2 separate regions of the Homo sapiens genome follow, and region 2 is linked to region 1. A link is an interaction called in ENCODE POLR2A ChIA-PET data of the cell type or tissue named here. Cell type or tissue: OCI-LY7. All regions are shown on one strand. Each heading gives the region's core, and the rest is flanking DNA. Links, peaks and the distances in the headings are about the cores only.

Region 1 (12,470 bases), core at 4,191-12,190:
GTTTACACACACCTACCTCACAGGTCTTTGCTAGGAACTGTGGGGGTGCAAAGAAGAGCCTGCCCTAAAAGGAATCAATAATCTATTTGTGGACACGGTCTAAATATGCTCAAAGGCAGATACAAAGCATCTTCATTATAGTTCAAGATAACAAAAGAGAGATTCCCTAGGCAGGGGAATGATTATAGAAGGAACACAAATAGTAACTTTTCTAAAGTTCTCTGGAAGCGTCAAAGAGAAAGTGTCCTAAATGGGCCAAGCTTCGTTCTAGAGAAAGAATTGGGTTTGGGTAGATATGTGCATGTATATTTTGGAGGGAGGAGGCTGTCTAGGTCATTAAACTGGAATGAAAGTACCTGCCTGACAAACTAGCCTGCTACACCAGGTACATTTAAGGGATAGGTTGAAGCACAGAAGTAGAAGATTCAAGAAAGGGCGGAAGAGCAGCTGCCTCCCCCTTTGGCAAGCGTCTTTCATGTTCTTCTAATAAAGTACCCATCCAATGGTATTTCAGTGATCTGAGCATTTGTCTACTTCCCATGAGACCGTGAGCTTCTGAGGGACAGGGCTACTTCTTAATCTCTGTAGCCCCAGTACCTAGGAGAGTAGCAGGGGCTCAATAAATGACCGTGTTGAATGAATGTTTGAATGGTGTTGAATGAATGTTTATAACTGTTTTAGGTTTTTTGTTTTACTTTCATTGGATTAATAAGGATACATCTATTTTCGATAAAAAGCCAGAATTTGTTAAATGGAATGTCTAGGTGTCAATTAAAAAAAAAAAAAAAAAAAAAAAAGCTGATTCAATTCTGCCTTCCTTTCTCTGCTGCCACCTGGTGGCAACACTGAGCTATTATTAATGGACGTTTATAACGTGAGAAATGTAACCCCTGAACCTGAACCAACCACGGGAAGATGCTTCTTCACAAATAACTGTCTTCCCCACAGTCCAGGCCAGTATACAACTCCTGCCGGGAAGAACACTATACTTTATTCTACAACTCTGTCTTATCTCTGTTGCTAATTGGCCAGGCATTCATATTTTCTGAAGTTCCAACTCCTTACAATTTTAACTGCAACATAGGGGCTATCTTTTAACATAAACATCTTAATATTTCATCAGTCATGAAAGTGTTTCAGTGGTTTTTCAAGCTCATCTTGTATGACACACTGACCCAGAGGGTAGTAAGAAACTTGACAGTTTGCAAGACAGTGTTGAATCTGAAACGATCATTTGTTTAAATTACCCTGGTAGTAAAAATTTACAGTGTGGCTATAACTTGAGACCATTATTTAAAATAACGTTCCAATTAAGCACAATTATTGGCTGAGTAAAAGGCAGTACTGACTGTAAAGTTAATGGGATGCAAAGAACTTTTGTGGAATTAAAGTTTGTCCAGCTACAGATCTCCTTCCATTAAATAGAACAGATTTTTAATTAAATTCAACAAACATTAAGTACACTGTGCAGTTATAAAGGTGAATACATGGTTCACAGCTTGCAGTGGGACCCGGCTATTAAGGGATTAAGTAAAGATCTTATTTAGCCTATTCCTTTTCCTTCAGACCATGCGGGTTTAGCTTTTCCACTTAGATGTTTGTGGATAGGAAAGCAAAAGGAACTATCTCAACCACTTGGCACTCAAATAAGGGAGAAATCAAATTTTTTTAATCAAAAGGATACAGGCTCCCATAGGAATGCTCTGTGTCTTGGGAAGATGGGTCCTGCTGGGGTTGTCCAGCACCTGGCCACTGCTTGTCTTCCCTTGACATTTTACGGCGTTTATGGACATTGTCCATGGTCCAGCTCCACGGAAATGAACTCAGAGGCCCTCTGGCTCTCTGAAGGTGGGAAAATGCCAGATCTACAAATCTTTTTTTATTTTTTTTGAGACAGAGTTTAGCTCTGTCACCCAGGCTGGAGTGAAGTGGCACGATCTCTGCTCACCACAACCTCCACCTCCCGGGTTCAAGTGATTCTCCTGCTTCAGCCTCTCAAGTAGCTGGGATTACAGGTGCCTGCCACTGCGCCTGGCTGATTTTTGTATTTTTAGTAGAGATGGGGTTTTGCCGTGTTGTCCAGGCTTGTCTTAAACTCCTGACCTCAGGTGATTTGCCCACCTCGGCCTCCCAAAGTACTGGGATTACAGGCATAAGCCACGGCGCCTGACCCATATCTACAACTCTTGAGTCTAGTGACCGCAGTGGTTTCCTTCTTTGGGTCAGTTTTAATATATTTAGAAAGGGAGACAGCACCTGGCCACCTCCCATTGTTCAAGATTGCAATTCAATTATTCCTCTATTTGCTAGCAAGCAGGAACAAGGTGGTGAGGTCAGGCACTGGCTGGGCTTCAGGCAGCAGGAAAACTATTCGAGATCAGTTCGGTTGCCTTATATGCGGACATGTTGATCAAAATAGAAATATGTCATGTTGAAGGGGGGAACTGTACACAGGTAATTAGCAGATAATAAATGAGGTCAGTGAATTCAGGGGCTAGTGTAGAGGTCAGTGGGACATTATGGAAGAGAGACAAAATAAAGAGCAAGAAAAAAGTAAATGACTTTAGACTTGGAACTCTAGGAATCAAATGAAACAAGCCAAGAGTTTGACAGAGGCCTGATCAATGGCTGTGTGAGTATGGACCACTCTTGGATGCCAGCAACAGGGCCCTTCCCTGAGATGGTGATATCATGATGCTGGAAGCACTTAGACAAAGGGAAATTTGACCATGAAAAGCACAGAACTGTGTGGTGTGGTTAGCTCCACCAGGGAGGACTGGAGAAGGGTTTAGGCGAGGGTATGTGAGAAAATACACAATGGGATCACAAGGGGAACAGACTTATTCTGTGCATAAGTGACTTGGACAATGCCGGGAGGCTTGGGATTTCCTGGTCACTTGCCATGACTGCTGACGACCATTAGATGTGCTCTGCATCTGTGCCTCCGCATTGCCTCACCTACCCTGCATGTCTGGTGCCATCACCGCCTGGGACAGAGCAAAGGAGAGGCCTCCACGGGCCGCTGCCACTTGTCACTTGAAAGAAAAAGGAACTAGGATTGCCAGAGAAGGGAGGGATGAGAAACAACACATCCCTAGGTTTGCTTTATTTCCAAGGCACCTCTTCAGTATCTCTTGGGCCTGAGAACTGGTGCCATTTACTGGGTAAAGAAGAGCTAGACATGTCGCCTCAGACATTCTGAGTGGCAGATGCCGAGTGTGTGTGTGTGTGTGTGTGTGTGTGTGTGTGTGTGTGTGTGTACATGCACACATGGGTGTATATGGGCTAAATATTGAAAATGGGTCCTGTGCATGCTCAGTCCCATACCTCACACTCTTGTGAATTTCTGTGTGTGTGTTTCTGCAATGCAAAGGACAGAAGATTAAACAAAATCATATGGAAATCTAGAGAAAGAGATTGTTCAGTTTTTTTGTTTTGTTTTGTTTTGTTTTGAGACGGAGTCTTGCTCTGTTGCCCAGGCTGGAGTGCAGTGGCATGATCTTGGCTCATTGCAACCTCCGCCTCCTGGGTTCAAGCAATTGTCCTGCCTCAGCCTCCCGAGTAGCTGGGATTACATGCATGCATCACCATGCCCAGATAATTTTTGTATTTTTGGTGAGGACAGGGTTTTTTGCCACGTTGGCCAGGCTGCTCTTGAACTCCTGACCTCAAGTGATACACCTGCCTTGGCCTCCCAAAATGCTTCGATTACAGGTATGAGCCACCATGCCCGGCCGCTTATTCAATTTCTAACAGGTAAATCCACATTCTTTATGCTATGTTGACAGAACATGGGAAAAGGCAGTAATAGACTTGTATATCTAGGATACAATAAAGATGTAAAATCTACCCTTATGTCTTTTCTAGTAGCTCATATATTCCGCATTTGAAATGTGGTGATGATATAGTCACTTATTCAAAAAACACAGGAGTGCCTACTGTGTGCTTGGTATGATGCCTGGTGCAGAAGTTGCAAAGTGTATATTCATGGAGACAGCCAAGCCAAGCAGGGCTGGGACAGAAATGTGTCCTGAATTGCTGTGAGGTCCCAAGGATGAAATGCCTACCTGTTCTTTGCAGAATCAGGAAGGCTTTGCAGAAGAGGTGGTCTCAGAGCTTGGAGTACGAGCAGGACTTTGCTGGCCAGATACCAGAGTGTCGTAAAGGAGGGATACTAGCATATAGTGAGGTAGTAACAGTTATGTTTTGCCTTCAGTCTATCAAAACCTTGCTTTCTTTAAATTTCAACTCCATACCTCAGTGTGGATGACACAGCGTGCGGATGGGTTGTGGGGGCAAAAACTGGAACATTTGGTTATGAGTTTGCTCCATTAGAGAGACCGTGGGAGCGTCTGGAGGAGACACAGGGAACCAGCACATGCATTTGCCCTCATCTCATCCTGCTCACAACACAAGGCCTATGGGCTCCGGACAGGGTGAAAGAGAATCTTCTCCACATGGCACCCTTTGTTGAAAACCACGCAGTGACAGCTTTCATCCTTTTTATGACTTTCCCTATTTTCACCTAGTTCTGAGTGTATCTGGTTCCTTTGATGGGCATCACACATTACCTAAAGGTAGAATATTTCAATAATAATACATTTTGATTTCGGGTTCCTATATCAATTATGTTACATACTGCTTACCTCTATAATATCACAGAGTCTCACCAAAATGGTTTTGGCCTTAATGCAAAAATATTTCTAGCTTTCTGACTCTGTCAAGACATATTTTATATGCATTTAATTTTTCCTCACAAAGTATATAAAAGAAGTTGGTCCAATGAATCTGCAGTCCAGATTCTTTGCACATTTATTAAGTATAAGCATAATAAAATTTGCACAATAAAACCTCTATAAATCAACACTCCAGTTACCAAATCATTATGGAACTGCAGAGGTTCCAGGCAGGAAAAGCTCCAGCCCCCAAGAAGAACCAAAGACCTAAATTCTATTCTCAAAAGCCACTAAGCCAATGCTCTTATGAAAAAGATAAAAACTTTAGAAGCTGTCATGAGATTTTTCAGTGTGCTAATTTTGTGAGAGGTTCCAAACTTTGTACTCTTAGATACCAGTATCAAAAGAAAAGAAAAGAAAGGAAAAGAAAAAAAAAAAGCAAAGCAAAGCAAAGCAAAAAAAAAAAACCACCCCAAACCAATGCTCTGGGACATCACACAGTTCCCCAGTTTGCAGAGATTCCTGGGGGATACAGCCTTCCTGTTTCTTTAGCAACCTCCCCTCAAAGAAGAGCTGTTTCAGGGGATAAAATAGGACTTTACTACAAACAGGAGGCTATTATCATATATATGAAGGAAATTATAACTACACAGTTCATAGGTGTATCTTTGCAATGAGTCAGCTTGAAACAGAAGCAGCATTGATTTCCAATCTGGTATGGAATGTCAGATAAAGGGTTTCTGGACAGCACATTCCACATGTATCTTAACTTTGGAGTTTTCAAGGAAACGGGACCCTGGGTCCACTTCATCATCCTGATGTGACCCCTGTAACACTGCCATGTCTTGCTTTCAGCCTATCACAACCCTACTTTATTTAAATTTCACCTAAACTGTATCCTCCCAAATCCTACAACTCTATCTTTTCTTTTGTTTGGAGAGACGCCCCATGCTTCCTCCGGTGTGTGGACTCCCTTGTGGTGAGGGGTCAATAAAGCTGACTTTGTTGGGCTTCAGGTTTGTCCCTGGTGGTCCTAGCTGATCAGGTTGGAATAATGAATGAATACAGGGTTGGGATTTTACCGGGATAGTATGGGAGCTGTGAGTGTTGGTCAGTGTAAAAGCCAGCTAACACGCCAAGCCTGCAAAGTTTTGTTTTTTTTTTTTTTTTCTGAAATCCTGAGATTTGAGAATGAGTTTCAACTGGGATTTGTGTAAGTCTTCCACAACCCTGACTTGGAGATTAAATTTTAGATCTTGAAGTACATGAGTGTATTCCGTTTATTAATGAATATATGTGCACAGCAGGCCTGAGTTGCTCAAACCCTGCACATGCCAAAGACAGGCCCTTGACCAGCTCCTGAGAGAGAACCTCTAAGCCCTTGGAATATGCCACCTGATAAGAGTGTTTTTTTATGCTGAGGTCTTGGGCCACGCAGTATTGGTTTGGCTTCTGGGATGGTAAAGGGAGAGTAGCTAGTGTCACTCATGTGGGAGCTGCATACCTAGACGAGAGACCCCAGTAAAAACCCTGGACACCAAATCTTGGGTGAGCATCTCTGGTTGGCAGTACTTGGCATGTGTTCTCAGCCTCTGAATTACACCATTTCTGAGAGAATTAAGTGCATCCCTGTGTGACTCTGCTGGAGGCAACACCTGGAAGCTGGCGCCTGGCATCTCCAGGACTTTGCCAACACACCTTTTCCTTTATTAACTCGAATCCCTATCCTTTGACTGTGATGAATTGTAACAGCTCTTCTGGGTCTCGTAAGCCCTTTGAGCCAATCATTAAACCTGAGGGTGGTGTTGAGGGCCCCAATGCAATCTGTCACACCCATGAGCCATCTCATAGACAGGCTCACAGAGGTGAGGGTTTGCCATTTCCCTTGGGCCAGGGGCCCCCAATCGACACCAGTCCATGGCCTGTTAGGAACCAGGTCGCACAGCAGGAGGTGACTGGTGGGTGGGCGAGATCAGTGGTGGCGTTACATTCTCATAGGAGCGTGAACCCTATTGTGAACTGTGCAGGCAAGGGATCTAGGTTGCATGCTCCTTATGAGACTCTAACTAATGCCTGATGATCTGCGATAGGGCAGTTTCACCCAGAAACCATCCCCCAACCCCGCCACCATCCATGGAGAAATCGTCTTCCACGAAACCAGTCCCTGGTGCCAAAAAAGCCGGGGACCGCTGCCTTGGGCCACCCACACACTCCTTGCTTAGGGTTCTGCAGGGATCCACCCGTCCCCCACACAGGCTCACCTTTCCCACAGGTCGTGGAACATTCTGTTGTCCCAAGCTGCTTCCAGTTGTGATCCCGGCTGCGCCGTGGGGGCTGCGGTGCTGGTGGCACCAAGTTGTCCGGTCGATGGGGAGAAAATCTGTCTGGATGCCTGACTGGGAAGGTCTGTGCCGATTCTGAGGTGAACATCTCAGGGGCCTCCCCACGCAAGTCTTCCTTCTCCTCGTTCCTCCCTTTCTGTTCTCCCTCCTCCTGGCTCCTGCCTTCTGTCACCATCTGGCCATTGAAGGGTTCCCCTAGGAGAGGTGAGCGTGCACACACAGAATCAGGATCAGTTTAGACCCTGAGTTGTAAAGAGGAAATTGCTTCGACATTAGAGACTGTGTAGCATGAGATCGTTTCTAAGTCACAGCACATAAGCACATCTGTTTAAAATAAGCAGACACCTACTAGTGCTTTCCCTCACATGCAAAGCACTTTTGAAAATCAATAAGACAAAGACGAACACTGCAGTAGGAACAGGAATTGTGAGCCATAGACAGTTCACATAAAAAGAAACACAAACAGCCAAAACCCATACAAAAATCCTCAACTTTACTCATAATTCCATAAATACACATGAAAAGAACACCACCACCTAACACCAAAGATTGGAAAGTTTGGAAACCCTTAAATCCCTAAACTCCTTTTGAAGGTGCAGGAAAACACACTTCCAGTCACTATGGATGAGCCTGCAAATAGATCCATGGTTTTGGAGGGAAATCTGGCATTATTTATCCAAATTTGAAATGCACATACCCTTTGACCTAGCAATTCAGTTTCTATCACATCTGTTCCGCAAATATTTTCTTGTACATAAATCTGAATATACAGGTATGGTTACTGAGGTATTATTTGAAATAGCAAACAGACACAAATGTTCACCAGTGGTACTGGTTAAACTACGTTATGCTACAAGTACAAAATGGAATACTATGTGAGTTTTGAAAAGAATGCAGCAAATATAACGTTCCGACATGAAGAAATGACAATATTGTTTGGTGAAAGAAAAAAGCAGAACACACACACATACACACAGGTGTGGCAGGTCACTTTTTGAGATACTAATTTGTGTGTGATTTACTATCTTTATTCCTCCACTTCCTCCTCCGGTTTGAAAGAGTAGCCAAGTCCTTAGATGTTATTGCTTTGTTTTTGTGCAGGACAGAAAACAAAAGCTGCTAGAAGTCAACAGCTTTCCCTTCCAAGAGTGCAAAGCCTAGGCTTTCATTAAGGGTAAAGTGGATGTCCCTGAGGGGCCAGCCCAGAGAGAGGAGGAGGGCACATTTTGAGAGAGAGAGAAAGAGAGAGAGGAGAGAGAGACAGTGGCAGAGAGCAAGGGAGAGAGAGAGCAAGTGAGAGAGAGACAGAGAGACAGAGACAGAGACCAAGAGAGCAAGAGAGACAGAGAAACAGAGTAAGAAAGAGAGACAGCGAGAGAGAGAGACAGAGAGCAAGAGAGACAGAGACACAGATAGAGAGAGCAAGACAGAGACACAGAGACAGAGAGTGAGAGAGACAGAGAGGGCAAGAGAGACAGAGAGCAAGAGAGAGACAAAGACAGCAAGAGAGCGAGACAGTCAGAGAGCGAGAGAGACAGAGTGCGAGAGAGACAGAAACAGAGAGCAAGAGAGCAAGACAGAGAGTCAGAGATAGAGAGCAAGAGAGAGACACAGACAGAGAGCAGGAGAGACAGAGAGCGAGAGAGACAGAGTGTGAGACAGAGACAGAGAGCAAGAGAGATGGAGAGAGAGCAAGAGAGAGACAGAGACAGCAACAGAGAGACAGAGAGCAAGAGAGAGACAGAGTGTGAGAGAGACAGAGACAGAGAGCAAGAGAGACGGAGAGAGAGCAAGAGAGAGACAGAGACAGCAACAGAGAGACAGAGAGCAAGAGAGAGACAGAGAGCAAGAGAGAGACAGAGAGATAGAGACAGAAAGCAAGAGAGCAGGAGAGACAGAGAAGAGAGACAGACAGAGAGCAAGAGAGACAGAGAGGGACAGAGACAGAGAGCAAGAGAGAGAGACAGACAGCAAGAGAGACAGAGAGATAGAGACAGAAAGTGAGAGAGACAGAGAGCAAGAGAGACAGAGAGAGACAGAGAGACAGAGACAGAAAGCAACAGAGCAGGAGAGACAGAGAGCGAAAGAGACAGAGAGCAAGAGAGACAGAGAGATAGAGACAGAAAGCAAGAGAGCAGGAGAGACAGAGACAGAGAAGAAGACAGACAGAGAGCAAGAGAGACAGGGACAGTGACAGAAAGCAAGAGAGACAGAGAGCAAGAGAGACAGAGACAGAGACAGAAAGTGAGAGAGACAGAGAACGAGAGAGAGACAGAGAGCAAGAGAGACAGCAAGAGAGAGAAACAGAGAGCAAGAGAGACAGAGAGCAAGAGAGAGAGAGAGAAACAGAGAGTGCGAGAGAGACAGAGAGCAATAAAGAGAGAGCAAAAGAGAGGGAGATGGTAAGAGAGACAGAGAGGGACAGACAGAGAGCAAGACAGAGAGCTAGTGAGAAAGAGAGAGAGAGAGAGAGAGTGAGAAAGAGAGAGAGAGGTTTTCAAGATGGAGGAGAGGTAGGAGTCTGGAGTCTTGGGTTTCCTGAGTGCCATGGATCCTTAGGTGTACCAGACAATGTCCAGTGTCCCAGGAGGAAGCCACCCCTGCAGCGGGAGAGGGGGCCTGGCTGCCAGCCTCACCAGCTTCCTGTGCCCCCCATGCAGACTGGAAGGAGCAGAGCCCTAACCTGAAGGCCCCATGAGGCTGCTCCCGGTGGCACCTCAGCGGAATTAGTGTGGACAGACCACCAGGGGGGTCTAGCCAATGTTTTGGCTTGTCTAAGACTCTAGATCTTTCCTTATATCTGGAGTGAGAATATGTGTGTGTGTGTGTCTGTGTGTGTGTGTGTGTAACCCCCAAGCAGACTGCGATTGAATTATCTACTGGTTTCAAAGAAGGGTGAAGTTGAGGTCAGATTTAAACTGACTAATGGAAAATAATAATATGCAATATTCCTTGCACATCTGAGATTGTAGATGATGATTCAAATGGCTGGAAACATGTTTGTGTATGCATAGAAAAGGGCTAGGCAAAATCCCACCAAAGGGTTAGACTCCCTCTGGGAAGGGCATGGGGTTGGGAGCTGTGGACTTTTTTTTTTTTTAATAGGCTTTTTTTTTTTTTTAGAGCAGTTTTAGGTTCACAGCAAAAGTGAGTAGAAGTACAGAGTTCCCACACACCTCCTCCCACCACACAGGCACAGGGTCCCTTACTACCATCATCCCACATCAGACTGGTACATGTGTAACTGATGACCCTACACGGACATGTCATTATTGCTTAGAGTTCATAGTCCATACGAGGGTTCACACTTGGGGGTGCACATTCTGTGGGTCTGGACAAGTGCACAGTGACATGCATCCGCCAGTGTAATATCACACAGAGTAGTTTCACCGCCCTGAAATCCTCCCTGTTCCACCTTTTCATCCCTCTGTCCTCCCAGCCCCTGGCAACCACTGACCTTTTTACTGTCTCCATAGTTTTAACTTTTCTAGAATGTCATATAGTTGGAATCAAACAATAGGTAGTCTTTTCAGAGTGGCCTCTTTCACTTAGTAATATGCATGGAAGGTTTCTCCATGTCTCTTTGTGACGTGATGGCTCATTTATTTCTAGCCCTAAATAATATTCCATTAGTTTTTGTCTATCCACCTACTGAAGGACTTCTTGGTTGCTTCCAAGTTTTGGCAATTATGTGGCAGTTGCTTTTGACTGTATATATTTCTATTTTGACTGAATATTGTTCAAGTATGTCTCATTTTAATAGAAAATAAGGAGGCAAATTCTAGGGTTACTGTAGAACACAGTTAAAACTACAAGGGGGCTGGGTGAGGTGGCTCATGCCTGTAATCCCAACGTTTTGGGAGGCTGAGGCAGGAGGATTGCTTGAGCCCAGGAGTTCAAGACCAGCCTGGGCAACATAGCGAGACCCCATTTCAGCAATAACAACAACAACAACAACAACAACAACAACAACAATTAGGGCTTTCTCAGCAATTTTTTTTTTTTTTTTTTTTTTTGGAGACAGAGTCTCACTCTGTCACCCAGGCTGGAGTGCAGGAGGCTCACTGCACCCTGTGTCTCCTGGGTTCAAGTGATTCTCGTGTCTTAGTCTCTTGAGTACCTGGGATTACAGGTGAGTGCCACCACATCCAGCTGCTTTTTGTACTTTTAGCAGAGATGGGGTTTTGCCATTTTGTCCAGGCTGGTCTCGAACTCCTGGGCTCAAGCAATCTGCCCACCTCGGCTTCCAAACGTGCTGGGATCACAGGCGTGATCCACTGCACCAGACCTCTCAGCTTTTTTGCCAGGGCTTTCTTACTTAGTTGGTTATTATGCTTCATGGTTTAAAATATGACATGCAAATATGACCAACAAAATCAGGACCAGGCATGTTGACATAAATGAGAACTGTCCAAGATGTTGTTGGACAAAAAAATTTAAGAAGTCTTTTCAGTGCCTTGTTCTGGGCTCTATGCTAGGATGGACAACTAATTTATTCAATCTCTTCCCATGTCCTCTCCCCTGCCAAAAACCACCTTATAGGGTTTTTCTTCTATTTTGTAGACTGGGTGTGTGTTCAGAGAGGTTGCTGACCCGCCTGAGGGTGCACAGCAAAAAGGTGCAGAGCTGGATTCCAACTCTGCCTCCAGACTCCATTGACATGGAAGAGGAAGCCTGGTGACAATGCCCCTGCTTACCAACTTTTTACAGGTGACCCCTCCAGGCCTGCCCTGTCCCAGGGAGCTGATCCCAGAACCCCCATGCTATTCATGAGCTGAGCCCCATCAGGCCTGACAGAAATCATCATCATCCTGATAGATTTCAAATAGTCTGTCTGATTATCCCTGTAAACCAGCAATGGACCCCAGAAATCTTACCCAAACTTGGTTTCTCAAACTGTGGATTGCTTCTGGACATGACATAAAAATTCTCTGTTGTGCTGAGTTTGCTGACTTGGAGTTTGGACAACACACCCACCCCATGTTCTGGGGATGCACCCAGCTGTTGTCCTCCCCAGTCTGTAGCAATCAGATAACCTGGTTATCCCGTCCAAAGTTCAGAGAAGAATGGATGGGGCGGGTTTGGCACTTGTGCCTTTATTTCCTCCTAGGGTAGGGATTGGACCAAGTAACCTCTCAGTGATATAACAAGCACAAAGTATGGTCACACAGGCCCTCCTCAGGTCACTGCCCAGGTGTGAGATCAGGACAATTATTAACTTACTCTTCCTAAGCTTCCATTTCCTTACTCTTAAAATAAGGCTAATAATAGTACTTCCCTCCAAGTACCTCCCTCTGTCATGAGAATTCAAAGAACTAATCTACGCAAAGAGCTCAGCACAGCAGTTTCTAAGCCCTTGCACACAGCAAGGACTCAATGTGTGTGAGCTATAATTACCATGAATACTTCTGCAGACCTTCCTATTTTAAGGAAGGAAAAGACTGCCTGCATT
Region 2 (16,072 bases), core at 4,778-12,777, 540 kb before region 1:
TCCTTCATAACAGTTTCTAAGAAAACTTGTTCCCACCTGTTCTTCTGTCTTCGACTCATTTTTGGAGGGAATGGGAATGAAACATAGATCTGGCAGTAATATTACCAGGTAAGGTGTGATGGACATCCACAAATATTTTCCAACCGAGGGAAGAACCAGAGGGTGTATGTGCACCAGCACAATGCTGACACCTAGAGTGACCACCCTAGACACAAATAGAGACACACAGTACCCGCACCCTCAAACTAATATTCACATGGAAGCAGAGAGTCCCCTCAGGCTAGGTGCTAAGCACTGTGCTACGTGTCGGGGCTCAGGTATGTTCAAAGTACTCAGAGTTAAGGGGAAAGAGAGACAAATAATCCAGTTACAATGGAGGGCCATAGAAGGTCTGTGCTAGCAAGAATGAGAGTACCTAGTTCAGACTTTATTGGTGGGGGAGGTCTGTGAAATACTTTCTGAAGGAGATTAAGAAGGGGAAAAGTCTTCAAGGATGAACTGGGACATTTGGACAAAGCCATTTAGACAGCTGCATCATTTTGAAAAATTATCTTTATTACCAAGAAATAATAATAATTACCATTTATTCAGTACCTGTTATATGGCAGATAATGGGCACAAGATAAGACCCTTTTCCCGTTCCTAACTCTACCCTGAACCTTACCATTACCAAGTCATGTCAAGACACTTGAACCAAAATGACATTTAAAATATCTGGCTTCATACTTTAGAGTATGGGCTAAGGACTGGCAGACTGTGTGATTCCAAAGCTTCAGGGTTTGACATGGTCTAGATCAGGGGTTGGCAAACTATGGCTTGTGGGCCAAATCTGGCCTGTGGCCTATTTTTGTATGAACTACCAAACTAATAATTTTTTTTACATTTTTGAAGGGTCGTCAAAACAAAACAAGAAAGTGAAACGGAGACCACATATGGCCCACACAGCCTAAAATATCTATCTATCTTGTCCTTTAGACAAAAAGTTTGCTGACCCCTGGTAAGATCATGGAAGACTTATATAATGTCTGATGAGCTTGAACAATATGGTGTTTGTGTCTCTCTGTGTGCATGTATTAGTCTGGACCTTTTCAGTTGCAAGTGTCAAAAACCCAACTCAAACATGTTTAGGCCAATTGGAAATTAATTGATTTACATAACTGATAAATCAAAGCATGTATCTGCCTTGAAGCATGGCTGGATCTAGGGGTTCAAAGGATGATGTCTCCATCTCTTGGCTCTGCTTCCTTCCATATGTTGGCCTCATTAGTTCTAGTTCTAAAATCCCAGGGAGGACTTTGGCCAGCTTTGGACACATGCCCACCACTAGGATAGAAGAGTAGGCCACCATAATTGACAACTTCATCAGGACTGTGTGGAAGGGGAGAAATGGGTCCCTAAGGAAGAGATGATGGGCAGATAAATGAAATGCACCCACTATATCCCACCCTTTATTGCATCCACCTATACTTTTCTTGACAAACATACAATTTCAAAAATGTGCCTGCCTGACAATGCAATAATCATAGACCCAACAAAAACCACATTCACCTATTTCCCAAGGGGAGATAAAACAGAATTACATCCAGTTGCTTTATTGAGTCCTCAGTCCAGGGTCCCTTGGTGATGGGCAATTCTTGCTCAGGTCTGGATATGACTTCTTAAGATTTTGCCATCTATAGGTAAAAGATAAACTTAGCTACCCCATACTTGCCCTATAACCAATGTGAAATAAGGAGAAAAAGAAGATCACAATTTGTTTTAAAGAGATGGGGCCTTGCTAATGCTGTCCAGGCTGGACCTGAACTGCTGGGCTCAAGCAATTCTCCTGCCTCAGCCTCCTGAGAAGCTGGGAATACAAATACACACCACTGAATAATTTTTAATTCTTTTTTTTTAAATTAAGATGGGGTCTTGCTATGTTGCCCAGGCTAGATTTGAACTCCTAGGCTCAACTGATCCTCTCACCTCAGCCTCCTGACTAGCTGGGACTACAGGTGCATGTCACTGCACCTCGCTATAACAGTTATTTAAAAACCTTCCATTTGGAATAGGGAGAAGAGAATACAATGGTCACTAATCTACAGCATATAACACATCCTTCTGGACAGTGGAGTGAATTTCTTGGCCAACAAAACCTATTGTTTTTGGTCCTTTCCACTGGGACATATCTCCTTTGTCCATTGTTGTTTATGGACATCCCTGAGAGGATGGACCTTTGGAACTGAAGCATCCCACTTCCCTTTTGACATGGTTTTGAGTTATTTATTGAGACAGTCTTCCTCTGTTGCCCAGGCTGGAGTGCAGTGGCGTGATCTCAGCTCACTACAACCTCTGCCTCCTGGGTTCAAGTGATTCTCATGCCTCAGCCTCCTGAGTAGCTGGGATTACAAATGCCCACCACCACACCTGGCTAATTTTTATATTTTTAGTAGAGACAGGGTTTCGCCATGTTGGTCGGGCTGGTCTTGAACTCCTGGCCTCAAGTGGTACATCTCCCTTGACCTCCCAAAGTGCTGGGATTACAGGTGTGAGCCACCGTGCCCAGCCAGTTTTGGATTTAAAGATTGACGTAGAGATTAAGCATTCCCAGATCTTTGTTTGTCAGTTGTGAGGATTCTCTGATTCGTGGGCTTTCTTTGAGCTGGTAACCATCATGAGGAATCCTTGATAATGTCCTGCTCCATGAGTTTCAATCCTAGCTCATGTGATTTCTTCGTCTTAGCAAGAGGTCACACTTTAGCCATTCCCCTACCTCTCAGCTTTGTGGCTTCCATAATGGTCTGTCTATAGTGGTAAGTCAACCTTAATCTGCTCACTACCCCCAAAGAGAGATTACTCATTCAACACTTGGCTGACTCACGCTCCAGTGACCTTGGTCTTGACCAGATATTCAAAATACCTGAGCAGTACTGGCTCCTAGGCCTCAAGCCCCAAGGAGATGCATAGGACAGGATGGAAGCAACCAGTCAAGCACTCTTGGACCAGCAACCTGCAGCTTGCTCTACTCCTCCAACTCTGGCCATGGCCCATTATTACATTGAGGCCACACAATCGAAAGACTCCTCAGGGGAGTCTCTCAGTTGACACTGAATTTTGGGGGCCCTCTTACAACCTCTAGAACTTAGGGGCTCTGGGCAGAGTCTTCAGCCTCCAGCAGATCCCCTAGAATGAATTTCTCTCGCTGGATGCAATCTGGGTGTCTTGGATGTAGGGAGAAAAGTCCTCTGGTCTGAGATAGGACTGGTGACCTCTGACCTTGAAGCAGCTCTGGTTCTGCTATGTCCTCTGACCAGACCTGGGGGCTCACCCTGGCCTCAGTGGAGCAGAACATGCATGTAATACCTTCCAAAAGAGGGTGCTATGATGTGGAGATCACAGAATCTCACTTGATCCTTTCCAGCTTGGGCTGTAATCTTTGAGCAGCCACTGTCCTGATTGCACTTGCCTCCATCATGACATAGCCAAACCCAGCAGGGACTCACAGGCTGTTTCTGGCCTCTGAGCCTCATTCATGGCCAGTATATTTGCACAATTATGTTACACAGCCCTGTATTATTTGGAAGAAACTGCATGAGTTCAGGGAGCTAAGAGGCAATGTGGGCCATTCAGCTGCCCTTCTAGCCTGCAGCCCGAGCCAGCTGGGATCTGCAAAGAGGTGGCCAAGTCTGTGCCAAGTACAAACTAAGAAGGGGCAGAGGGCCACTCTTTGTCTCCCTAGCCCCAACTCCAGACACAGCTATTATGGCAACCTCTGCCCTCTAGAAGCCTGGGCTGACCAAAGCCTTTAGCTGGCCATCTGTAGAGGGGACTTTGAACTTCCAGACTCTGGCCTCCTGCCCTCTAGTTACCTAAAAGCACAGAAACTCAGAAGGCAGAACAGGCCACAAGCCTGGGTCTGGCTTTTCCCAAGGGATATCTTAGGTGACCAGCAAAAAATGCAAGAGAGTAAAGAGAAAGCCTGTGGAATGAGCCTCAGCCTCCTGGGGAGTAGTCCCGAGATGGCCTGACCCAGTGACCTGACACTGGATTCCCGAGAGGAAGCCAGCAGTCTGGGCTGGATTCCCTGCATTTGAGTGGGAAAACTCAGCTGTGTCCTCAGGACCTTTATGTTATATGGGGACTTAATGTAGAGATGGGGGCTTTGATTTTATCTCCATATCTTAACCCAAGTCTCTAGAAAGCAGACCCTGAGGCAAGTGCTGACATTTTGCAGGGAGGTGGAAGTCCAGGATGGTGAAAGGGAGAAGAGACGAAGGCAATGCAAGATGACGCAGTACTGTGCCGGCCGCCACTTCATATGAGCTATTAGGAGAGAGCACGTCCCTTGTCAGGCTTGTTTGCCAAGCACATGGTGTTTGAAAGGAGAAATGGCACCTTGGAGCAGTTCACCAAGGGGAGATATGAGAGGGAATTAATGCTTCTGTTCCACTCTCTTCTCCTGTTTTCTGTTGGCCAAGATTCCACCCCACAAGGAGCTAACTCCCCTGCACTTCTCAGTTGCATCATTTGCTCCCTGGATGGCTGTTGGGAAGTCAGCTCCCATGGTCTGCTGTATGGCATTTCTACTATAGACATGGAAGTAGAAGGGCTACTTAGCACAGGCAGGGTGCCAACCAAGAGACAGAAAGAAGGAGGTGGCTAGGGAATCCAAGAAAGTGCATGAAGTTCGTGCCCAAGACATCCAATTCTCTCCCACAGGATTCACAGCCAAAGTCCCCAGGCACCAGAACCCCCAACACTGTCTGAATTCCAAGCCAAATACATCTTACTTAATTTGGAGGGGTGAAAAGGGAAGCATTCAGGTATAGCTTGAAGGATCAGGATTCTCCCTTTTTTCTCTGGAACTTCCCAGACCCTAAACTCACTCCAATATCTCCTACTGGATTTTCTACCTCTAGGCCTTTGTTCTTATTCACTTTAGTTTGGGGGAAAGGATTTGGCCTTTATAGTCGACAAGATGCATGATTATCTGACCTTTAGCACCCTGGATTGCTGGTCAAAAGCAGAAAAGGCGGCCGGGCGAGGTGGCTCATGCCTGTAATCCCATCAGTTTGGGAGGCCAAGGCGGGCAGATCACCTGAGGTCAGGAGTTCCAGACCAGCCTGACCAACATAGTGAAAACCCGTCTCTAGTAAAAATACAAAAATTAGCCAGGCGTGGTGGTGTGTGCCTGTAATCCCAGCTACTCAGGAGGCTGAGGCAGGAGAATCGCTTGAACCCGGGAGGCGGAGGTTGCAGTGAGCCAAGATTGCGCCATTGCACTCCAGCCTCCAGCCTGGGTGACAGAGGGAGACTCTGTCTCAAAAAAAAAAAAAAAAAAAAAAAAGCAGAAAAGTCAACTCTAAACAAAGCTGTATACTGTTCTGATTCTGCCAGCATGGAGGAAAGTCAAACTGGAGGACCTTATTGAAAATCTCAAGAAGAGGTCAACATACTCCAACATCCAAACTTTTTTTTTTCCAGTGCATCCCAGAAATCTCCACTTTGATGGATACATGACTTGAATCTCAAGATAAAATAGATGATCATTTAACCAGCTGGTTTGATACCAAATAGCAGGGGTTTCCAGTTCCCCAGCCAAGTGGGGATCTCCACTGCCTCAACTTCACTTCAGTGCCATCAATTCCATACCTCATTCCATTTCTGTATTAGGTCTGATTTAGTAGCAAGTTATAGGAACCAAGACAAACCAGCTTAAGCAAGATGAGAACTGAGAAATGCGGTGGTATTACTGACCTCAGGCAAGGCTCATCTCAGGGGCTCAAACAATGTCATCAGGTCTCTCTCATTCCATTTCTCAGAGCTCTGCTTCTCTTTATGCCTTGGCCCCATTCTCTGCCCTGTGGCAGGGAGAGCTGGGTGCCAGCAGCTTCAATCTCATATCCTCTTAGCACATTAACCTCAAAAGCAAGAGAGCTTTGAGCAGAAGATTATGATTGGCTTTGCTTAGGTCACAAACCCACACCTGAACTAATCACTTTGGTCAGGATGATGGAGTCCTTTGCCTGGCCTGATGGGTCATGCATCCATTTGTGTGGGGTAGAAGGGGGCAGGAGGTAGCATTGTGATTGTCAGCTCCACTAAGTACTAATACTTACAAAGTATAAAAGTATGCAGCCGGGCTCGGTGGCTCATGCCTGTAATCCCAGCACTTTGGGAGGTTGAGGCAGGTGGATCACCTGAGGTTGGGAGTTCGAGACCAGCCTGACCAACATGGAGAAACTCTGTCTCTAATAAAAATACAAAGTTAGCTGGGCATGGTGTCACATGCCTGTAATGCCCAGCTACTTGGGAGGCTGAGGCAGGAGAATCACCTGAACCCAGGAGGCGGAGGGTGCAGTGAGCCGAGATCGAGCCATTGCACTCCAGCCTGGGCAGCAAGAGCGAAACTCCATCTCAAACAAAAACAAAGTATGTCCTGCATGGCCTATAAGAATGTATAATCTGGCCAGGCTGGAGTGTAGGATGCATGTGAGGGGCTGGTGAGAGTCAAATAGGGTTATATCTATAGAAAGGGTGTATTTATCCTGAGAGTAGTAGAGAGACATTGAAGGGTTTTATTTTTATCTTATTTTATTTTTTGAGATGGAGTCTTGCTCTTTCACCCAGGCTGGAGTGCAATGGTGCGATCTCAGCTCACTGCAACCTCCACCTCCCAGGTTCAAGTGGTTCTCCTGCCTTAGCCTCCTGAGTAGCTGGGATTACAGGTGTCTGCCACCATGCCCGGCTAATTTTTGTATTTTTAGTAGAGACGGGGTTTCACCATGTTGGCCAGGCTGGTCTCGAAGCCTAACCTCAAGTGATCCACCCGCCTTGGCCTCCCAAAGTGTTAGGATTACAAGCATGAGCCACTGGGCCCAGCCTATTGAAGGGTTTTAATAGAGGAGTGACATGATCAGATTTGAGTTTTAGAAAGATCCCCTAAGCAGCTAAGTGGAGAATAGATTGCAGGAGTAGATACTGGATAAGGAGTCTATTAGGAGGCGAATGCGATAGTTCTGGTAGGGAGGAATAGGAATATAAAGGAGGGATTGATTTAAGATGTATTAATTTGCTCGCACTTGTAATCCTAGCACTTTGGGAGGTCGAGGTGGGAGGATAACTTTAGGCCAGGAGTTTGAGACCAGCCTGGGCCACATATTGAGACCCTGTCTACTACTCCCCAGGAGGCTGAGGCTCATTCCACAGGCTTTTTAGTTTCTTGCATTTTCTGCTCAGCACCTAAGATATCCCTTGGGAAAAGCCAGACCCAGGCGTGTGGCCTGTTCTGCCTTCTGAGTCTCTGTGCTTTTAGGCAGCTAGAGGGCAGGAGGCCAGAGTTTGGAAAGAAAGAAAAAGAAGAAGAAGATGTATTAAGATGTAAAATTTAGAGTTTATGAGGTAAAATTGGTTCCATTTAAATAAGGATGGGAGAAGTCTAAGATGCTTTCTTCTCAGGGTTCAGTCTGAATAAGTCATAGGTGAGATTTACTAAGTTAGGAACATGAAAGAAATACAGTGAGAAGATGTTTGCCTATGTGACATCCAAGTGGAGCTGTCCAAAAGACAACTTGACCAAAGTTAACTTGAAACTCAAGAAGTACAGGATGGAAGCCAGGCGCGGTGGCTCACGCCTGTAATCCCAGCACTTTGGGAGGCCGAGGTGGGTGGATCACAAGGTCAAGAGATTGAGACCATCCTGGCCAATGTGGTGAAACCCCGTCTCTACTAAAAATACAAAAATTAGCCAGGCGTGGTGGCGTGCATCTGTAGTCTCAGCTACTCAGGAGGCTGAGGCAGGAGAATCGCTTGAACCTGGGAGGCAGAGGTTGCAGTGAGCCAAGATCACGCCACCACACTCCAGCCTGGCAACAGAGCGAGACTCCGTCAAAAAAAAAAAAAAAAGAAGAAGAAGTACAGGATGGAAATATAGATTTGGGAGTTCCAGTCTATAACTGTGTGTCACTCAGGTGGATTTAAATGAGACTTTTGTTGAAAGGGCACTAGGTGGGTCACGGGATTGCCAGGCAAAAGACCCAAGCTTGGAAAATAGGCAGGAACAATGAGAGGCCAGTCCACCACAGCACAGGCCAAATTCAGATGCCAGAACCAGCTCCACAAGACCACTGCTGCTGTCATCATTATTGGACATGGGATGTCACCACTACCAGTACCCACACCATGAAAGTCCCTGGGCATGGGGTAAAGCTGACCCTGCTCTCCTGTCACCATTGCCACTGGCATGAATTCTCTATGATTCTATTTCTCTGAGTCACTCCAGAAACTACATTTCTGGAAGATGCTTGGCCAGGCCAAGGTCACATGCCTCTGTCTTAGCTAGAGAGCTGGGAAAGCAAAGATTCAACCTTTTTAGTGTCTGTCATGAAAGATAGGCTCTGCTTACTTCTAAAACTTGTAACATAAGAAGGAGATTCTGTTTCTGGGCAACCCCAAATTATCAAGATCTCCTTCAAGTGGCCATGGAGGCCACAGGGAAGAGTAATAGGAGAAATGGATGTGGGCTGAACTGCTTTTCTACTTAAGTAGGGAATGAAGGAAAGGGAGTATAATAAGGATACTGTGAAGGAGTCATATGAGGTGTAGCAAGAAACTGGAAGAGTGTAGCCCATAAGAGCCAACAGAGGAAAGGGTTGCAGGGGCAGGATGATCAACAATGCCAAATGACACCATGCAGTCAACTGCAGGGGCAAGATGATTGACAATGCCAAATGACACCATGCAGTCAACTGCAGGGGCAAGATGATTGACAATGCCAAATGACACCATGCAGTCAACTGCAGGGGCAAGATGATTGACAATGCCAAATGACACCATGCAGTCAACTGCAGGGGCAAGATGATTGACAATGCCAAATGACACCATGCAGTCAACTGCAGGGGCAAGATGATTGACAATGCCAAATGACACTGTGTGGTCATATAAATGAAGCCTGAAAATTCCCAATGGATTTGTCCATTTGTAAGTCATGTGTCACTTTGGTGAAAGTATTTTCAGTAGAAATTTTGGGGAGAGGTCAGATGACACCAGATTTAAGGAACAACTGAAGACAAGAAAGTGGAGAGGGGGAGTATAGGCTACTCCTAGAAGTTTGGTTAAAGGCAAGAAAAATCAGTAGCATGGCATATAGGATTCAAATTGGATTTTCTTTTTACGGTTGGGCTAGTTGATCAAGCTTATATACTGAGATCAACGAGTAGGGGAGAGGAAAAAGTTGAATATAAATGAAAGAGAGAGGTAAGGAGCAAATTTCCCAAGGAGGCAAAAAGGAATGAAATACAGATCACAGTGAAAGGACTAACTTTGTATTTGAAGAGAGCCCTCTCCACTTCTGAAACAGAAAGGATGGGAGAGATTCAAATGTTTGGAGGGGACAGAAAATTGAGGCAGTTCCCCCGTGGCCTTTTATTTATTTATTTATTTTTAAAGAGATGGGGAGTCTCGCTCCATTGCTGAGGCTGGAGTGCAGTGGCATAACCACAGTTCACTGTAGCCTTGAACTCCTGGGCTCCAGAGATCCTCCTGCCTCAGCCACCCAAGTACCTGGCACCCAGAGCCTTTATTTTTTCTGTGAAGCAGAATGGGGGATGGTGGGAGAGGCTGACATGGGAAGGGTTGCTGGGTACACTGAGGACTCTGCTGAGGAGACAATGAATTTGTAGGAGCTCTGTACTGAGTGCACATTAAGTTAGCTTAAGCCATTTATTCTAGATAAAAACTGACTCCTAGTCCCTCAAGATCAGAGGGCCTCAGAAAGTGCCTTGGGCAGGGTATAGTGGCTCACACCTGTAATCCCAGTACTTTGGGAGGACAAGATGGAGGACTGCTTGGGCCCAGGAGTTCAAGATCAGCCTGGGCAACATAGGGAGACCCCATCTCTGCAAAAAAAAATTAATTAGCCAGATATGTTAGTGCATGCTTAAGCCTTGGAGGCTGCAGTAAGCTATGATCACACCACTGTACTCCAGCCTGAGTAACACAGTGAGACCCTGTCTCAAAAAAAAAAAAAAAAAAAAAAGAAGGAAGGAAGGGAGGGGTGCCTGGGAAGCTGCCAGAAAGCAGAGAGTAGTCTCACCATTTCTGGTCTCTGCCTCTCCATGCTTCATTCTGTGTCCCCAGATGGTCTTTTTCCTTTTCTCATTCATCATAGTAGGTGGGAGGTAGATGTACCATAGCTCCTAAGTCTATGTCTCTTTTGCTTAAGAAACCAGTCCAGTTAGAATCATAATCTGTCAGCTCTAATCCCAGATTTTCAGGAGAACATCTGTTTAACACAGCTTAGACCAGGAATCCACTCACAGTTCAATAAACTGCAGCTAAAGTGCTAGAGGTCACACAAGACGAACATGGCCCTGGGGCCTGTGGATCCATAGTGTGGGTGTGGAAACGATAATTCCCACAGAATAGGGTTCATGGGCTAGACTAACCTAAATGGTGTCCACTCACAAGCTTAAGTGTGCAGGATTGGATGACTTCCTTTATCCTGGTTTAGGATGGGAGAGTAGAGAAGGTAGATAGCTGGCATGACCCAGGAGTGTGATTTTTACAGAGTAAGTGCAAGCATATTAACAAAGATGTGATTAAAATGACTGACCAAGGATGTGGACTGGGTAGGAAAAGAGGTGAAGCCTGGAAGATACTGGTAAACTATGAGGTGGCTGAGATTCATGATGAATAGAAGAGCTAGTGGTGGTATGCTGGAAAGGGGGAATCCTAAAGGTTATTGAATACTGGAGTTGGACTTGTCACTCATGGGCACAGTGCTTATGTTCAAACACTCCCATACATACTTGGTTCTCAAAAGCTATTACGGGGCCCTTGATGGTGAGTTGTTTTAGAGAGCAGGCCTGACTCCTTCCCCTACCACTCTGAACTTCCGCACTCTGAAACCGAGGTTATATTGATCCCTCACTTTTTTCAGTTACTATAAGCAGTAGATGTAACAAACTCACACCGAGACGGTGTTGTGGCCCAGGCTGAGTGGCAAGGTGAGCAGAGGGGGACATCAAAAGGGGAAGGAGTTAGAAAGGAGAGGCTGAGAATGTGCAAATGTAAATCAACCAACAACAAAAAGTTAACTGGGAAACTTCTGAGGCCAGCTTAGGAGGGATAGACATGACGTGTTTATATCATTCAGGGCCAAAGCCTTCTTTGTGTGTACTGTGTCCAGCTACAAAGAGGGAGTGAGGAAACAGAGTAGGTCTAAGATAAGCCTTTTCCCATTAGTGTTGATGGAAAAGAGGGTCACGTGGAAGCCCCAAGACTAATAAGGATGAAGGAGATCTGGCCATGTCTAGGGTTAATAACCACAATAACCACAATTACAGCTTCCATGTATGAACTACTTCCTAGTCCCAAGTACTCTGCTGGTTACTTTACATGGATTAGTTGGAATCGTATGAAATTGAAGGTATCTGACTGTTTATAAACTGCAAAAATAGCAATTTCCTACGGTTCAACCTAACACTATCTCAGTTCATCCTCACCACAACGGCTCCGTGAAACACATATTACTGTCTCCACCTCAAAGAGGAGAAATCAGATTCACAAAGTGAAAGTCATCGCTTAAGGCTGCACCATCAATAAGTGCCGAACCCAAGCTTCAGACCCAGATTGACTAGAAGGCCAGGGTGCTCTCCATCACGCTGCAGCTACCGGGGAACAAATGAGTTAAATGCCAGAATTTTTAAAAGCCCGAGGTGTTCGACTTCCATTGTCGAACCAGAGAATCCTGCAGTCAGCAAGGCCTCAGGACTTCCCTCAGTCTCTACCTGCCGGCCCCAACCTCCGGCGAGGGGACTCCCTCCCGGCCTACAGGCAACCTGGGTTGCCCTTCCTGCTTGTTCCTCCCAACCACTCGGGGCGCTAAATGCAAGTATTCTCCTTTGGAAGGCTCCCCGCACTCCCCCAGAGTCCCTCTTCCTTCTCCACTGCCTCCCCTACCCACGGCGCAGGCGCCACCCCCCACTCCGCACCCTTTCCCGACTAGCGACCGCCGCGCAGGCGTCTCAAGGCTGGCGTCGGCTGCTGAGGCGCGCCCAGGAGCAGGCCGTCAGGCTGTTGGTCAGGAGCGGGCCACGTGCCATCGTGTCACCGCGCGAGCGTGCGCAGAGTGGCTGAGCGCGCCCGTGACGGAACGACGAGGCGTGGGGTGCGCGACCTCGCCCGCCAGGCCCGGCCCCCGCCCCTTGGCCTGCCGCTCCGCCCCCGCGGGGCGTCCCGGGCCGCTCGTCCCGTCGGCTGCGGCCGCGCGCGGCCCGGGGTCGCCGTGAGTACTCGCCAGGCTGGCCTGTGTGGCCGCCACCACGGGCACAGGGCGGTGCGGCCGGGCCACGGGAAGGGTGCGGGGCTCGCCCCGTCTCCGCAGGGGTGGACGAAGTGAGAGGCTTGGACCGGGAGGTTCTGAGGGCCCCTCCTAGGCTGGACAGGCTTCACTCAGGCCCGGCGGCCGGGCGGCATAGATCGGGCCCAGAGCGTCTTTCCTGGGGAGGCAGGTGTTGGGTGTTTTTGGGGTCTTCAGGGGAGCCCCGGAGAACAGGTGTAACTGCTTCCCCGGGAGAGGCCTCAGGGCCTGTCCTGGAAGCACGGGTGCCAGAGAGTGTTTTCGCGGGGCAGCCGTGTCCTCTCTCCCTGCGGGGTGCCCGAGATAGCGCTAACCTGCGGGAGTCGCCCCTCAGTGATTCTTCCTAGTAGTCTTTGTTTAGTGGCCTACTCCTGAGAAGGGAGCACACGGGATGGAGTGGAGTAACCTCCTCCAGGACCACAAAGCCGGGAGCCCAACCCACAATTTAAACATTGAGCTCTGAAGCTGCTTTGACTAGACGTGAAGTTGTCACACCTAGAGAAGCGCCCATGGACCTAGGGAAAGACCTTTGTGATCCAGACTTGAGGCTCATTTACATTTGACTTATTCTCGTGGAAACTCATAAAGCGTTCTATATTAGCCGCTGAGTTTTAACACCTTCTCTGGACACTCATCATATAGTCTATTTTTGGCCCAACTTCTTTTGAAAGGGCCCATTCTTTACCTCATTTAGATAAATCAGATAGGTCTTTCTTGCTTACTTCATTAACAACTCAATTAATTATAACCACATCACATGAAGATTAGATGTAATTAGGACCTGTCCAATGTCTTTACATCCCAGTCCTTCTGTACTCCTAACCTTAAGCAAATTGGTCGACCTCTGTAGGTCTAAGTATTCTGTGTGTAACATGAAAGCTTTGAATTAGGCCACGTTTCCGGCTAATTTTTTAAAAAGTGTTTGTGATCCTGTGAATTCCATAACCCACCACCTTCCTTTTCCAACTCTTCACCTTTTAAATCCACTTTCCATCTCTCCAGAGGAAAGGGCATTGAGAGTAGAGGAAGCAAGTCCCTTTCACTAAAGCAGCCTGGTTTGAAAAAGCCGGTAATCTCTGAACTGTCTCTTGCTTGAACAAGAAAAACTCCCTCTGAAATACCTTTTTCTCCTTGTGATAGCAACAGAAACCAAGCAGCAACAGCCCTTGGAAAGAGGCTAAATTTTTCTTGACTTCTGCAGCAACAAAGACCGTGAAAAGTTGGCACTTCTGGCCTAACGCTGCCGTCATCCTACCCCTCACCCCAGGGCAACCCAGGCTGGACATTTAGTGCCTCCCTCTTTATTCCTCTGTGATCATCCAGATCAGCACTTGACTGTTTATTTTCAAATCTCACGAACCTCACCCCAAGATCTTCACATTCTGGATCTCAGCTGCTCTTGAAGGTGAAGTTTTGCTTTTTAAAATCATTTTTTTGTGTGATTTTTGTCTATGTGTAGAAACATGCAGGTTATTGTATATATCTCCCATTTGACTTAAGTATCCAGCAGAGGGTTCATTCATTTATTCTCTCATTCAAGAAATGTGTTAAGGGACTAAGAATGTAGACTGAAAGCAGTCAAAGCCTCTGCCACCAGAGGTTACATTCTGATAAACATTTTATATGTTAGAACATGGTAAGTGGAAAAAAATAAAGCTGGGAAGGGAGATAGAGAGTGCTAGTGTGTGGGTGTTGAGTTGTTTCTGTTTTAATAAATAGGATGGTCAAGGTGGCCTTTGAGCAGAGATCTGGAAGAGTGAAGGAACAAGCCATGTGGATATCTGGGTGGAAAGCATTCCAAGAAAGGGGAACAGCAGGGACAAAGGCTCTATGGCGGGAATATGCTTGGGAATATGGTGGGAAGATGAAGGCCCTATAGTGGGAATATGCTTGATGAGTTTGAAGAACAGTAATGAGGCAATTGTGGAGTGTTGGTTAATCTTCCTGTTAACATTTAGACTTGACTTTGAGGACAGCCCATTAGAGTAGCTTCTGATTTTTTTTTTAAACTTTTTATTTTGAAACTTTTCAACTTTACACAAAAGTAGGGAGGTAGGGATTACCAGAAAACCATCATGTACGTCACATAGCTTCACCAGTAATCAACATTTTGCTATTTGCTGTATTTATTTCATCTGTTATCCTCCCTCCTTTTTTTATGTGTGTGCCAGGGTAGTATTTTAAACAAATCTCAGTAATCGGGTCATTCCATCTCTAAGAACTTTAGTTATACTTTCCGTTTGCATGTTGTTTCTGAAGGATCAGGCAACACTATGAGCTGGAAGACTCCTATGCTGGCTCTGCTCTGGCATGGTGTCTTTTGTCCCCATCCTGGCTTAGTTACCAGACTTAAGTTGGTATCTAAGGAATGAACCACAGGTCCTTAGAACACACAAGGATCTAGAACTAGAACAGTGGTTCTCAAATTTTATGCATCAGAACAACTTGGAGCGTGTGTTAAAACACAGATTACTGGGTCCAATTTCTGGAATTTCTTTTTTTCTTTTTCTTTTTTTTTTTTTTTTTTTGAGACAGAGTTTTGCTGTTGCCCCCCAGGCTGGAGTGCAATGGCGCAGTCTTGGCTCACTGCAACCTCTGCCTCCGTAGGTCAAGTGATTCTCCTGCCTCAGCCTCCTGAGTAGCTGGGATTACAGGCGTGCACCACCATGCCTTGCTAATGTTTTTATTTTAGTGGAGAAGGAGTTTCACCATGTTGGCCATGCTGGTCTCGAACTCCTGACCTCAGGTGTCCTGCCCACCTGGGCCTCACAAAGTGCTAGGATTACAGGCATGAGCCTCAGTGCCTGGCCATTTCTGGAGTTTCTAATTCAGTAGGTCTTAGGAGGAGTCTGAGAATTTGCATTTCTAACAAGTTCCTAGATGATACTGATGCTGTAGGTCCACCAACCCCAGTCAGAGAATCACTAATCTGGAAACCTGACATTCAGTAGAACTGTATTAGAGACCTGCCAGGCACAGTGGCTCACATCTGTAATCCCAACACTTTGGGAGGCCGAGGCGGGTGGATCACCTGAGGTCAGGAGTTCGAGACCAGCCTGGCCAACCTGGTGAAACCCCGTCTCTACTAAAAATACAAAAATTAGCTGGGCATGGTGGCGGGCGCCTATAATCCCAGCTACGTGGGAGGCTGAGACAGGAGAATTGCTTGAACCCGGGAGGCAGAGGTTGCAGTGAGCCGAGATCGCACCATTGCACTCCAGCCTGGGCGACACAGCGAAACTCTGTCAGAAAACAAAAAAAGAAGAAGAAGAAGAACTGTGTTAGAGACCAAGAACACCTCTGTTTGAGGTTGGAGTAGCTTCAGCTGCGATGTGTGCAAAGCCAGTGACTTGCTGGTCTAGAGAGCAACAGAAAGCTTTTTTAGCCTGCTTTTAGGGTAGATTTGCCATCTTCAGCCATTAAAGCCTTCATAATTTCACAGATGAGTTTTTTGTTTTGTTTTGTTTTTCTGCTATATGTGGAGGTTTTAATGGAGCTAAAAGTTGCTGGTATAGGATTAGGAGTCTGTGGGATTAGAAGCGAGCAGGGAATTGTGTATGAAAGGGCTCTGGGTTAAGTAAAAGTTTTTCTAAGCAATTTTTGGGATAATTATTGCATTTTTCTTTGGGAAGCAGGTTCCAAGATGACTTTAGGGCATTATTTTGGCAATGACAACTGAGACCATAACTGCCAAAAGATGTTCAGTGTTGTTGAGGACTTTTTATTTTGAGA

What was found. ChIA-PET counts read pairs that join two places held together with the same protein. Peaks named below come from ENCODE experiments on the same cell type or tissue, not always from the same donor. Only the 100,000 strongest peaks of a DNase experiment are listed, where the experiment ranks them.
Region 2: POLR2A ChIA-PET joins it to region 1 with 8 read pairs; 2 of 35 experiments call an interaction of 5 or more read pairs at or near these places.

The regions. Positions count from the first base shown.
Region 1 is chr15:71,732,475-71,744,944 of GRCh38, reverse strand. THSD4 (thrombospondin type 1 domain containing 4) reads right to left here. Exons shown (of 18, transcript NM_024817.3): 11 at 6,938-7,213. Among named protein-coding and RNA genes, the nearest start is that of THSD4-AS2, 47 kb to the right of the region's middle. In OCI-LY7, for the core only: no CTCF peak of the experiment used is centred there; a DNase peak (open chromatin) is centred at 8,064; H3K4me3 peaks cover 1,036 bases.
Region 2 is chr15:72,268,696-72,284,767 of GRCh38, reverse strand. PARP6 (poly(ADP-ribose) polymerase family member 6) reads left to right here and starts at 12,214. Exons shown (of 24, transcript NM_001323532.2): 1 at 12,214-12,375; 2 at 13,481-13,745. LOC105370887 (a long non-coding RNA gene) reads right to left here and starts at 5,897. Exons shown (of 2, transcript XR_932440.3): 1 at 5,737-5,897; 2 at 1,577-1,673. CELF6 (CUGBP Elav-like family member 6) reads left to right here. Exons shown (of 13, transcript NM_052840.5): 13 at 1-41. RefSeq lists enhancers at 11,712-11,801, 11,862-11,911 and a silencer at 12,052-12,471. In OCI-LY7, for the core only: a CTCF peak has its summit at 11,841; a DNase peak (open chromatin) is centred at 11,977; H3K4me3 peaks cover 1,820 bases; H3K27ac peaks cover 1,059 bases.